Linked DNA regions of Homo sapiens: all the other regions are linked to region 1. A link is a contact called in ENCODE Hi-C or POLR2A ChIA-PET data. All regions are on one chromosome and are shown on one strand. The core of a region is the stretch at or near the end of the contact, and the rest is flanking DNA. Distances in the headings are between cores, read along the strand shown. Region 1 overlaps ZMIZ1 (zinc finger MIZ-type containing 1). Region 2 overlaps ZMIZ1 (zinc finger MIZ-type containing 1). Region 3 overlaps ZMIZ1 (zinc finger MIZ-type containing 1).

Region 1 (3,805 bases), core at 553-3,052:
GCTGCATGACCCGCAGGCAGCGGAGATCAGGGCAGCCAAGTCTTGTGCTCTGTGCCTTGCCCGGCTGAGCTCTTGGCAATGCTGGTCAAGTCTGACGGGCTCCTGCAGAGGCGACCAGCCTGGAGGGCAGGACCACACCACTGTCTGCTCATACTTGCCCCTCCCCTGCCTGGATACCCTCTGCCCTAGATTTCTCAGCCTGGCCAGCCCCTCGCTTTCTTCCTGTCTGAGATCGCTGGAGGGGCCTCCCCCGCCCTCCTCGTATAAAAAAGCAGCTCCTACCCGACACTGCCTGCCCCCTCACCCTGGCACTGGAATTTTTTTCATAGCACTCCACCACTGTCCTAATTATATATTTTTTTGATTATTGTCTGTCTGCCTCTAGAACAGCTCTGTGACGGCAGAGACTTTTGTGCTTAGGACCCTGGTGCAAGTTTCCTCACTCAATCTCCTCATCTGTAAAATGGGCATCAGATGATACCTCCCCACTCTACTCTGTGTTTTCCAACTGTGGGTTACAGAATCTGAGCAGGTGATGACATCCAACCAGCAGGGGAGAAAAAAGCATCAACTAGAAAGTGATGGAGTGTGAGCACACAATAAAGATGAAGATTAGTCCTTGAGCTTCTGTCTTGGTTTTATACACAAATACATGTGCACCTTGGGTCAAGGTGTCGTATGTGTATTTATCGTGGATCTTGGTCAAATAGGTTTGAACACAGGTTCAGCAGCCTAAATCTGATGTGGCTCAAAGAGGAGAATGCAGTCAAAGGGCTTTCCCAACTGAGCGCTGCTCGTGATTTCTGGGGAAACTGCAGGACTCGCATTTGGAGTAGAGGAGCTGTACTCAGGGCACTCAGTTGGCCAGGCACAATGATGGGTAGTGGCTTGTTGAAGATCCAGATGCTTGGGCCAAAGGTGACAGATAGCGACAGACTCTGCTCTCCAGGTGGCGGATTGGAGACTGGGAGCCCAGAGGGAGTGGGCAGTGCAGAGAAACACAGGAAAGTAGCCATGAGCCTGCTCCTCAGGAAGGCTGGGCTGGAACAGCCTCTGTCTCCCAGGGAGGTCACTGGGGACCCGGCACACCACCTGGTTCCAGACTGGCACACCAGAGTCTCACAGGGAGGCTCTACAGGTCACGCTTTTACAAAACAAAGAGGAGATCCCCTGGACACCTGCTGTCCTCAAGGCCCATGTCCTAGGTGTGCTGGATGACCAGAGGGGGTCCCCTACATCTGAACAAAACCCAAGCCTGAGTGGCTTCTCGCCCCAGAACTTCTGCCCCACAAGTTCCCACCAACCCTCCAGGCTGATGGCCTTGAGACGGAAGTTCCTATCCTTTGAGAACATGCCTGGCCAGGCTCAGGAAATGAACCCCCATGGGAGGCCCCAGGGGCCGGCAGGGCCCTGCCTGTGGCCAGGGAGTGGGCAACTGCTGCCTCATCACCTCAGCCCAGGACGCTACACAGGCCCACGAACAAGCTCCCAACTGCCCTGCAGCTCCGTGGGTGAGCCTTGTGGGCGGAAACCAGCTCCTTCCTGTTTTGTCCCCTCTGCCCCAAACTTGGTGAGAAGCAAAGCTAACCAACGTTCCCAAACTGGCCATCCCACTGCCTGGCTGGAAGGTTTGCCGCCCCAGAGCAAAGATGCACGCAGGCATATGGAGGACACATCCGTGCACACACGCGAGGCCCTGCTGGCATGCTGCCCGTGCACTGGGGAAGAGACAGGCACAGCGTGTGGGGCAGTCTCAGGACTAGCTTGCCTCCACACGCACCTGCTGCAGAAGCAGAAGTGGCAGCCGCACCGACAGGACCGTGACTCATCTCATTCTGGGGGAGACGGGCTCCTGCTGTCGCAGAGAAGGCTCTCGCCCCCGCAGGCCCCCACAGCAGCCCTGCTGATGTGACGCCACTGCCTAGACTCAAGATACCACCACCGGGGGAATGCCTGGTCCCTGTTCCCAAGGATGAAGGACCAAGCAGACCCCTGGGCTGCTACCAGAAAGGCATGGCCTGGCTGGGATGGGAGGAGGGTCTGGAGGGTGCCTGAGAGCCCTTCTTCTCTCCGACGAGCACAGTTTAACCTGCAGACTTGCTTCACCTGGTCACAGGTGCTTGGCATTTTTTAATAATTCTGTCCCACTCTGTACAACCCTAATCCAGCATGGCCTGCCCAGTATCACACCATAAGCTGCTCCCAGCCACAGTCCTGTCCAGCCAAAACGGCCCCAACAATCCTGCTCCACCCACAGAAGCACCAAGGCCAGAAGCCATCTGCAATGTCAGCAGCAACGGTTCCATTTGCCAACTGCTCCCTAATACAGGGGCCTCTGTGCCTCTTCTCAGGCTGGCAAGTTCCATCCCACCTTGAAAATGCCATTCATCCTTTCCAGGCTCTTCCAAAGGCCACCTCCTCCGGGAAGCCCTTGCAGAAGGTACTGAACTCCACTGGCTCTTCGCATTCCTGGCAAGAGTGAGAACCCTCTGCCTTCTCCCTTCTGCCTCAGGAGCTGTCACTGATTTCTTGGGCTCCCTGAGCCAAGCATGATGTCTTCACACACCAATAGGGCTCAGGAAACCTTTGCTAAACAAAAAAATGTGCCAGGGAGAAACCACCTCTCTGCACTCACCCTTGGAGTGATGCTGAAAATGAATATGTCCATTTCGTTAAGCCTGATGACCGACCACCTACACAGTGTGTCTGTGGCCACATGGCCACTGGGGCCCAGAAAGTGAGAGAAGGACACAGAGGGAAGCGATGAAACCACTGCTCACTCTCTGTATGCCTCAGCAACCTCATCTATGAAATGGGGCTGATTCAGCCCCTCCCTTCGAAGGCTGCCGTGAGGGTTAAGTGTAAGTGCCTAACATGTATGAGGCCCAGAGTCCCGCACACCTTGGACACCCTGAAACTGCTGGCTGCCGCTGTTACTGTTGTTCTGATTTACTGAGTGACTTCTAGATGCAAGGAATTTTGTGAAGTGGCCTTCACCTAAGAACTCATTCAGTGCCCCATTAAGTGGGCCCAACAGATGCCCATCTTAGAAGCTGGGGCTCACAGAGGTAGCAGAGCCAATCAAGGGCAAGGCTGCCGGGTCACCAGACCGTATCAGGCTCACCACTGTCTTAGGAACTTAGGATCCAGCAAGGCAACGCTCCCCTCTCCAGAGATGGCCACGAGGCAAGGGAGCACACTGCAGAGGCCACCTAGAAGCCACAAGAATTCCAAGAAGGGCTGCATCTTCCTGGGGGTTCTTGGGGAAGTCGCCTAGCACGAAGGGACAGGGGAAATGTAAAGATGGGCCTCAAAGCCCAGCTGCAGAGAAAACCCAAATAGTCTTCCAGGAAAGAATTTCTTTATACACTAAATCGTCTGCTTTAGCTTGTACTGGCCGTGTTGGCAAAGATTCAGGGACCCCTTTTTGAGGTTAATATTCAGCCGACAGAGGGAGGCCCAGCAGGAGAGAGGTTCCCTATGTGGGCTCTGGAGTTACAGTCTTCCGGGTCAAACCCTGGCTCTGCCACTGAAGCTTTCTGTGGCCTTGGACATGTTACTTTCAGTCAGCCTCAACTTTCTCATCTGTAAAGTGGGACTAACACTTTCCTAAGAAACATGAGAAAAAAGTAAAGTTTAGCACAGAACCTGGTAGAAAGACCCTGCTCAACTGTACTTACACCTTTCTCTCCAGTCCTCCAACCAGCCATACACAGCTACCCCTGTTTACTTCAGGATACAATGAAAGTGGCCTAGGAATTTTTCAAATATGCTACCAATGGGAGGAGCCGTTTTCATTCCTACC
Region 2 (4,192 bases), core at 1,623-4,122, 150 kb after region 1:
CTGGGTGACAGAATGAGACCCTGCCTCAAAAAAACAAAAACAAAAACAAAAACCCCAGCCCTTAATGCGGGCCTGGCCTGGTGTGAGAGTCCATGAATATTTGATGAGTGAATTAAAGAGTAAATAGATGGGTGGATGGGGGGAATGGGTGGGTAAGTAGTTGGATGGAAGGACGGATAGGTGGTGGAGGGATGAATGGGTGGATGAGTGTGGAAGGACTAAAAGAAAGAGGGATGGATGGAGAGATGGACAGGTAAGTGGATGGATGATGGATGGATGGAGGGATGGGTCTCACAGGCACACAATACAGACTAGTGGTTGCTTGGCCTCAAAAGCAGAACTTCTCTTGAGAGGATGAGTGCAGTACGGTCGAAGTAAAAGCATAGAAGCTGGTATGGCAAATAGGATGAAGCCAAGCTGCTGTGGCGTGGCCAGAGCTAGCTGTGTGATCCCTGGCAGGCACCATTAACTTCCCTGTGCCTTGTTCTCGTGGTCTGAAAATGCAGATAATAATTCTTGCCCAGAGCTGACAGGGAGAACTTTGGAATTTTGAATGCTGCCACAAAGGAGACCACAGCCACATCCCCAGTGAAGCACATCTCCAGCCAGGTCTGCTTTGGAAAATCCTCCCTTCTCAAGCCCCACATGGCACTGTGGACCTCGTAGCCTTAGAATCCAGCATCCACAAAGGCTGGGACCCCTGGCTACAGCCCTAGAGTTCCAACTGAGCCAGGCTGCTAAGATGGCTCAACCAAATCAGACACAACTGACTCACAGAATCCTTGAGAACTGAGGTAAGTACAGGACCTGAGCCCAGTGCCCCATTTTGGAGACAGACAAACTGACACCCAGAAGCCTTTTCTGGCAGTATGAGCACCACACAAGGAGTTATAGAGAGGCCCTGCAGCCAGGCCCAGGAAAGGCTGTGAGAAGCAGCTGAAAACCCTCAGCTCTGGTCCAGCCACAGCACTTCTGGGCTGCTAGGGCTTGCCCCTGCCCAGGCTTAGGCAAAGGTGATGGTATGGCCTGGGCATCGGGGGCTGGTGTTACCTTTCGGGGTATGGCAGCTCAGTGAAAAACAGCGGCTCCTCTCCTCACACCCCTTGCAGCATTGGTCCGACGCCAACGGGCCTCCTCCTCTTCCTCCTGGGTACACAGGGGAGAGATGAGACGTGTGTGAGAGCAGGCCGGTGTGCCGTCCACTCCCCTCCCACCTCTGTCCCTGCCGCCAAGCTAATCTCAGCGGCCTCTTGGGTCACTTAAGCACACCCCGGGATGCCTGATTTATCAGAGCTGGCTGTGTCTTCCCCGCCCAGCCACACTCCAACCAGCAAGCCAATTCCTCCTAGTGGGATTTTGAAAAATATATAAATATAAGTTTTGTTTCTTCCAGGACTGGGGACTTTGTGTTGTCTTTCTCTTCTTAGTAGGAAAAGCAGAACAGCATCACTTTCCTGTACGGCCCCCAGGCAGGGTGACAGGGAGAAGCTGTCGGGGGTATTTTTAGCCGGGTGTACAAAGCCCTTGCCGTGGCCTCCTCTCTGCGCCGTGCCTGGCTTCGGGGAATTATCTCACACGGCCGGCCGGCAGCCACTTCCAAAGCCACTCTGTGACCCCTGCCTGAATTCTTTCCTCATTATGAATTGCTCACCAGATCCCTGACCAACACTCGGAGCCATTTTATGTGTGTACGCACCTCGGGAAAACCAGCTCACTCCCTTGCCCCTCCTACAAGGTTCAGGGCTGGCTGTTTTGCTTATAACTGGGAGAGGAGGCCCAGATGCAGAGTTTAAAGCAGAAAAGAGTCCTGGTGATGAGTTAGATTGTGCTCCCCAAACTTCAGCTCTTCCTCCACGCTCTTTAGGATTCTTGGTCTGAGCTGAGATCTACCTGTGTGATGACTTAATTTAATGTTCACCTTCCACTCACTTTTTTTTTAAGCTCCAATAAATCTGGCCTTGTCCAAAGCAATCATGCCCTTGAAATAATTGATTTGATAGGCTAGTTATATATTTCTGATACTCTTTAATAAATTGTAACTAGTAAAACAAAAATGTATGTCCTGTTGGGTACTATCTAATTCTAGAATCTTGCTGTAGACTACCAGATTTACCTGGGCCAAGCTTTGGCAAACGTTGTGCAGAAGAAGAGGGAGAGGCATGGAGGAGGGGCGGGCTGGCTGATGGGGCCCAAGAACTGGTCATTGTATCAGGCCAAGGGATGTAAGGGGTCAGAGCCATGGTGTGCTGCAGCCTTTAGTACTGTCTCTCTTTCTAGCACTGGGCAAGACCATTTTTGGCCCCACACTTGAACTAGGCTGGGAGGATCTAGGTGGGATGGGCACGAAGCATCTTGGGGACGGGGTGTCCCAAAGGAGGGCCAGCCCAAGGCCCAGGGCCCAAAATGGCGTCTTTCCCAGCATTCTCTGAGGCCTCTGGTTCACTCTGCCCCTCCGGTCAGGCTCCTTTTGGCTGGAGTGGGTCCACAGAGGCCAGAAGGCGAATCCCCTTTCTAGGTAGATCTGGAGGCGCAGAACATTCCCCTGAGCCCTACAACCTATGCTCTTGGCGCTCTGACCCTGTGGGCTCCTGGGGGCCTTGCACTGCCTCTGGGCCTCTGCCTCCCTGTGTGTGCTTTGAGAGGAGGCTGGCAATGGTGGGCACCCCGCAGCACTGGGGCCTCACTGCTGCTCTCTGTCCTTTCCCACTCTGCCCACAGGTTGGAGACCCTGGCTGGGCCCCTGGCCCAGTGCCCGCCGCCTGCCCCTCCCGCTGAGAACAGGATGTGGGTGTCAGGAGGTGAAGGAGAGTGTGGGGGTCGGGATGGGGAGTGGCCTCGGGACGGGACTTCCTGAAGCCAGATCGGTTTACCACAGTCAGTTGGGCCCAGGACCGCACAGCTGTGAGTTATAAATGTCCCTGTCAGAGCCCGGGCCGAGAGGCCCTGCTGCTGGCAGAGGCGCCAGGGCCCACAGCGCCCACCCTAGGAGCACCCCCCCCCCAGCCGAGGGCCCGTCCTCTCAGAGGTCCTCCCCCAGGGTCCAGCCCTCACGACCTCTGGGCTCTCCTGCCTCCTCTCGGAGAGAGATGGGTCTAGTACAGCCTTCCCCTGCTCACCCCTAGCCCTTCCAGGTGCAAATCTTGTGGTCCCAGTTACCGGGAGAGCTCCCAGAGGGCAAGGACCATTCTGGGTCTGCACCCGGCAGGAACCTGAAGCTTGGTGCACAGCCAGCCACTCAACGACCACTGTAGGGGTGACTGTTCCAACTCAGCAGCCTGCTTCCCACGGCCCCACCCGCCCCTGCCTGTCCACCAGGGCACATACCGAGGGGGAGTGGGAAGGGAGAGGGGCCTGGCCTGCCACACCTAGTCCGGGTGAGTAGGAGCAGCAGGGCTGGCCACTAAGCCTCTGGGCACAGGGCTCTGTGTCCTGCATATGCAGAGAAGACTCCTTCAGAGACCTTCCCTGAGGTACCCATTTTCCTTTGTCTGCTCCCTCAGAGCTCCCTCCATCTGGGGTGTGAAGTGTAGACTACAGCTCAGAGGCCAGCCTGCACATAACACCGCTGTCCATAGGGTGAGAAGACAGGTCCCTGGGACCCCAAGGCTGGGCCATCCTGTCAGGACCACCAAAGTGGGCAGCACAGGGCTGGGCCACAGAAATACAATCACAATAACAGAAACAATCAGGAACAGCTCAGGTTGCAGGGCCTGAGGCTTATACAATTTTGGAGGCCCTGTTTTAAAAATTATTTAACATTACAAATATATATTTAGAATCAGAAAAGAAATCACAACAAATTCCTATATTCTTAGGAATCCATGCCCCTTTCTCATGAGGCCCCTGTTTAACAGTTTACCAGAAATACTTACATAGAAATGTTCCTGTTTGCAAACTGCTGCCCCTCCCACCTAGAACACTCTATAGCTCCCAGCAATTCCCAGCCTTCACCAGGGCTGTGCCCAGGAGAGGCCAGGATGCCTAATCTTCATGTGCTTCCCTGTAAGCCTCCCTCTAATCATAATAAGAGTGATGAAATGGATAGTGATATTTAACCTTTAGCTGTACTGTTCTAAGCACTTTATGTAAATTAATCCACTTAATCTTACCACAACCTATGAGGTCAGTACTATAACCAATTTTTAAAGATGAGGAAACAGAAGGTTAAGAAACCAGTCCAAGGTCACACAAC
Region 3 (3,689 bases), core at 845-3,344, 200 kb after region 1:
CAAGGCCCTTTCTTAACAGAAGTGAGAATTTTGTGAGTTGAGGTGAGACCCACATTACATCCTGGGGGTCTGGAGTAGGGAGCCTCACCTATCCTGGAGGTAAAAATGCTCCAGTAGACTCCAAAGGAGAGTCCCAGCTAGAAGGGGCCTCAATGCACAGAGGGCAGAGAGACAAGGACTCGTCAGGGTCAGGAAGCTGATGAGTGGCAGAGATGGGCAGTGGGTATCCTCTCCCTTACCAGGGCCCTTCCAGTGCCCGGTGCTGCCCCAGGGGTTTCATCCAACTCCAACCCTAGAAAGCCAGGGAGCAGTGGTAGGCGGGAAAGGCACGTTGTGATGGCCACTCAGGTCCCTGGCCACTGGGCACAGCTCAGAAACAGAGGGAGAGGCACTTCTCATTCCCAGAATAAGAGTCTCATTCTGAAAAGGTTTGGGCTTTTGCTTCCTGAAAAAGAGGTTCTCAGGGGCATCTCTTGGGCTGAAGCCTGTTGCCTGCTGCTGGTAATCCTAACAAGCGTGTTTATTGGGCTCTGGAGATCACAAGCTGCCTTCCTCTGTCTCCCCTCCTGGTGGCCATGGGAGGCGGGCACCCTCTGCCCATTTTTCAGATGAGGAGGCAGGCCCAGAGAGCCATGGAAGGCCTCTCATCCCAGGTCACTCTTTCTGGGTCTGGTGCAGGCCAGACGGCACCTGAGTGCCAGGCAGGAGTCAGGGTGGGGCGTTATGCGGGCTGAGGCCTCTGCCCACTCTGCCCAATGGCATGTGCAAATGGCAGGTGGGAACTCAACTGCGGGCCTGGCGTCACGCTGGGCATGTTGGCCCCTTGACCCCCACCCCCAGCTTGAGGAGGCTACATCCGAGCCCTGGTGACTGGTGCTGAGCCCCCAGAACCAGCCTGCCCAGGTGCTGCAGGGTTGCAGAGGAGGGTGCCAGCAGCCAGGCTGTGGTTTTGTGCTTGGCTAACTCTTGGCTTCTGAGCAATGAAGTGGAGAGAGAAGAGACACAGTAAGAACATGGTGCCCACCCACTCAGCCCTGCCACCACAGGCAGCAGGCAGCCTCTGGGGCCACCACAGGACCTGTGGCCCTCAGAGCACAGGCCGGGATCTACATGGCACGGCACCAGAATGCGGAGCGGGCAGCGTCCGGCAGAGCCAAGGGCCCCTGGCAAGCACTAGCTCCTGCCACCTTCAAGGTGAAGAAAGGAGACCCAGGGGCCTGTGCAGGTTCAGGCCAGAGTGAGCCGGCCTGGATTATCCCTACCAACCCACCCTCCTGCTGCCTCATTCCCCCACCCCCACCCCACCACCCTGGAAAGCAGGACTTCCCTCTTTGTGCCTCTGCAAGTCACAAGAATCCCAGTTCAATCATCAACGGCCAGCCCAGCCGCTGACCCTAGGATTCTGGAGTTGCTTGACTCAGGCAGCTATGTTCTTGGAGAGAGGTCAACAAAATAGGGAAACTGAGGCTCAAAGAGGGCAAAGGACCTGCCTGTGTTCATACGGCAGGATTGGAGGCACAAGGATACAGAACGTTAGAGCAGACAGTCAAGCAGTCCCAACACCTGCATCTTATTGATGGGGTAAGCTGAGGCTCAGGGATGGGAAAGAGCCTGTCCGAAGTGACTTTGAATTAATAAGAACCTCAGCATGGCCATCTTGGGTTGATCCCGTGTGGCCAAGATAGAGCTGCCCTCTTTGACCCCAACCTCAAGTTCAGGAAGTTGCAACACTTCCTTGTTTCCATAGTAACCAACTACTGCTCCAGGAATACACTGAAATGTTTTTGTTCCCTCCTCTGTGCTGGCCCTGGGCCAGGCTGTGAGGACACAGAACAGAAAGAGGAGGTGTGAAGGAAGGCACAGACCCAGCCCCACGCAGTTGATCCCTTGCAATAGAGTGTGGGAGGGAGAGGAGTAGAATTTTCAGTGGAGAAGAAATCCTCAGTGCCTGAGAGTGTCAGGGGAGAGAGTTCAAAGATGGCAGCTTTTGAGCTGGGCTCTTAAGGATGGGTAGGAGTTCACCTGACTGAAGAGTGGAGGTGGAGGACTTAGCATATGCAAAGGCCTCGGGATAGAGGATGACTAACATGTTGGGAAACTATGGTGCATAGAGTGGAGTGTATGAACATGCAGGGGATGAATGCCAGGGAATCAGCCAGAGGGGAGGAGAGAGACCAAATGCAGAATATCAGAATTCCAAGGGTAGACAAGGGTATCAGGAAGACCCACTATGCCTCTATTTTTCCAACTGTTAAAAGGCCACCTTATGACAGAGTGGCTGAGGCACAGGAATTGACAAGCACAAAAGGAGAAGGGCTCAGACTCCCAGGACACAGCAACTTGAGCCAGTTCTCTAGCTCAGCCTGTTTCACGGAGGTGGACAGGCATTCCCAGTGGGCTCCTGGCCACAGCCTCAGTCAATCTTTAAAATACATTCAGGATCCGACCTTGTTTCACTACCTCCACTGAACACTCTGGTCCAAGCCGCCAGCATCCTTTCCTGGGTTCCTGTAAATGCTGCCCAGATGGTCTCCTTGTGGCCACCCTTGTCCCTTCAGTCTATTCTCGGCTCATCAGCCAGAGATCTTAGAGGGACACATCTGATAGCCTCAGTCCTTTACTTAAAATCCTTCAGTGGCTTCCAAATCACTGAGCATGAAGTCAGAAGCCCTTCCTGTACTTGATAAGGCTCTCTGTCCCTTATCACCTGGTCCCTGATCACTCTGTTGACTTCCTCCCCACTCTCTCCTTCCCTCACTCCATCTAGCCACACTGGCCTCCCTGCTTTTCCCAGACCACGCCAAACAAGCATCTGCCACAGGGCCTTTGCACATGCTGTTCCCACTGCCTGGAGAGCTCTTCTCCCAAATGTTCATGGAGTTCACTTCCCTGTCTCCCTGAGGTATGTGCTCAAATGCAGCCTCTTCAGAGAAGCCTTCCCTGACCACACCACCTAAAGAAGCCCCATCACCCACTCATGTCCCTATATCACCTTATCCTGGTTTATTTTTCTTCAAAGCACTGATTATAACTCAGGCATGATGTCATGCATTAAGTTGTTGACCTGCTGACTGTCTCGCCTACTAGAATGTAAGCAGGGCCCCTGTCAAATTCACCAATGTATCCCCAGGGCCTGGAAGAGTGCCTGGCACATGGAAGGTGCTTGATAAACTTGACAAAGGAATACATGAATCCACCTTCCTTGGGTAGCTGGGCGAGGGGAGGCACAAAAGGACCCCAGACTCTGCCCTCCCCAGGGCCAGAGTGCTGGGGACTCAAGCCCAGCCAGGAAGCCTTGTTCTCAGGCTGGCACGAGGCCCCACCAGCAGGACCCTCCCAGCCCATTCAGTGCATGGGCTCCCCAGAACTGGAAGTGACGCAGGGCCTGGCAGAGGTCTAGAGGAGCCCTGAGGGAAAAGTAGCAGTTGCTACTCTGCCCATTGTCCCCCATCGTCCTTCACTCCACACAAAGCCTGGGAAGGCCAAGGACAGCCTCGGGCGCAAAGGGTGAAAGTAGGGGGAGACCAAGCCAGTGAGGCTGGGAGGACATGGGATCCTGCCTGCAGCTCTGCAGCTGGATTCCTTCCCTCTCTGGCCTCAGGGCTCTAATCTGGGAAATGGGATGAGAAGGGCATTAAGTAGACTGGCTGCCCAGGTCCCTCCTGCTCCAATAGTTTGGGCATCTTTGG

The links. A loop is a pair of places that touch in the nucleus more often than their neighbours do. ChIA-PET counts read pairs that join two places held with the same protein, here RNA polymerase II (POLR2A). Pooled maps may share reads with other maps.
Region 2: a loop to region 1 is called in a pooled map, with 4 times the contacts of the local background. The contact joins two enhancer-like sites. A Hi-C loop is called at or near these places in 1 of 37 single-sample maps with no recorded cell type and 3 of 50 pooled maps. POLR2A ChIA-PET finds 5 or more read pairs at or near these places in 1 of 52 experiments (common myeloid progenitor, CD34-positive).
Region 3: a loop to region 1 is called in a pooled map, with 2.7 times the contacts of the local background. The contact joins two enhancer-like sites. A Hi-C loop is called at or near these places in 1 of 168 maps with a recorded cell type or tissue (gastrocnemius medialis), 2 of 37 single-sample maps with no recorded cell type and 6 of 50 pooled maps. POLR2A ChIA-PET finds 5 or more read pairs at or near these places in 1 of 52 experiments (activated CD4-positive, alpha-beta T cell).

What each region holds. Positions count from the first base shown.
Region 1 is chr10:79,284,453-79,288,257 of GRCh38, reverse strand. The region is part of intron 8 of ZMIZ1 (zinc finger MIZ-type containing 1); the gene reads right to left. Among named protein-coding and RNA genes, the nearest start is that of PPIF, 61 kb to the left of the region's middle. RefSeq lists enhancers at 986-1,636, 1,471-2,090, 1,637-2,287, 2,501-2,690, 3,141-3,260 and cis regulatory regions at 1,415-1,915, 1,424-1,924, 1,440-1,940, 1,538-2,038, 2,526-3,026. Within about 2 kb of position 1,802, at least 23 of the 41 ENCODE cell types and tissues checked have a DNase peak (open chromatin) inside an H3K27ac peak, as active enhancers do.
Region 2 is chr10:79,136,636-79,140,827 of GRCh38, reverse strand. ZMIZ1 (zinc finger MIZ-type containing 1) reads right to left here. Exons shown (of 25, transcript NM_020338.4): 3 at 1,051-1,146. Among named protein-coding and RNA genes, the nearest start is that of ZMIZ1, 70 kb to the right of the region's middle. RefSeq lists a silencer at 2,951-3,110, a cis regulatory region at 2,696-3,196 and an enhancer at 2,901-3,581. Within about 2 kb of position 2,872, at least 19 of the 41 ENCODE cell types and tissues checked have a DNase peak (open chromatin) inside an H3K27ac peak, as active enhancers do.
Region 3 is chr10:79,082,481-79,086,169 of GRCh38, reverse strand. The region is part of intron 1 of ZMIZ1 (zinc finger MIZ-type containing 1); the gene reads right to left. Among named protein-coding and RNA genes, the nearest start is that of ZMIZ1, 15 kb to the right of the region's middle. RefSeq lists a silencer at 835-904, enhancers at 1,629-1,748, 1,251-1,820, 1,821-2,392 and a cis regulatory region at 1,525-2,025. Within about 2 kb of position 2,094, at least 31 of the 41 ENCODE cell types and tissues checked have a DNase peak (open chromatin) inside an H3K27ac peak, as active enhancers do.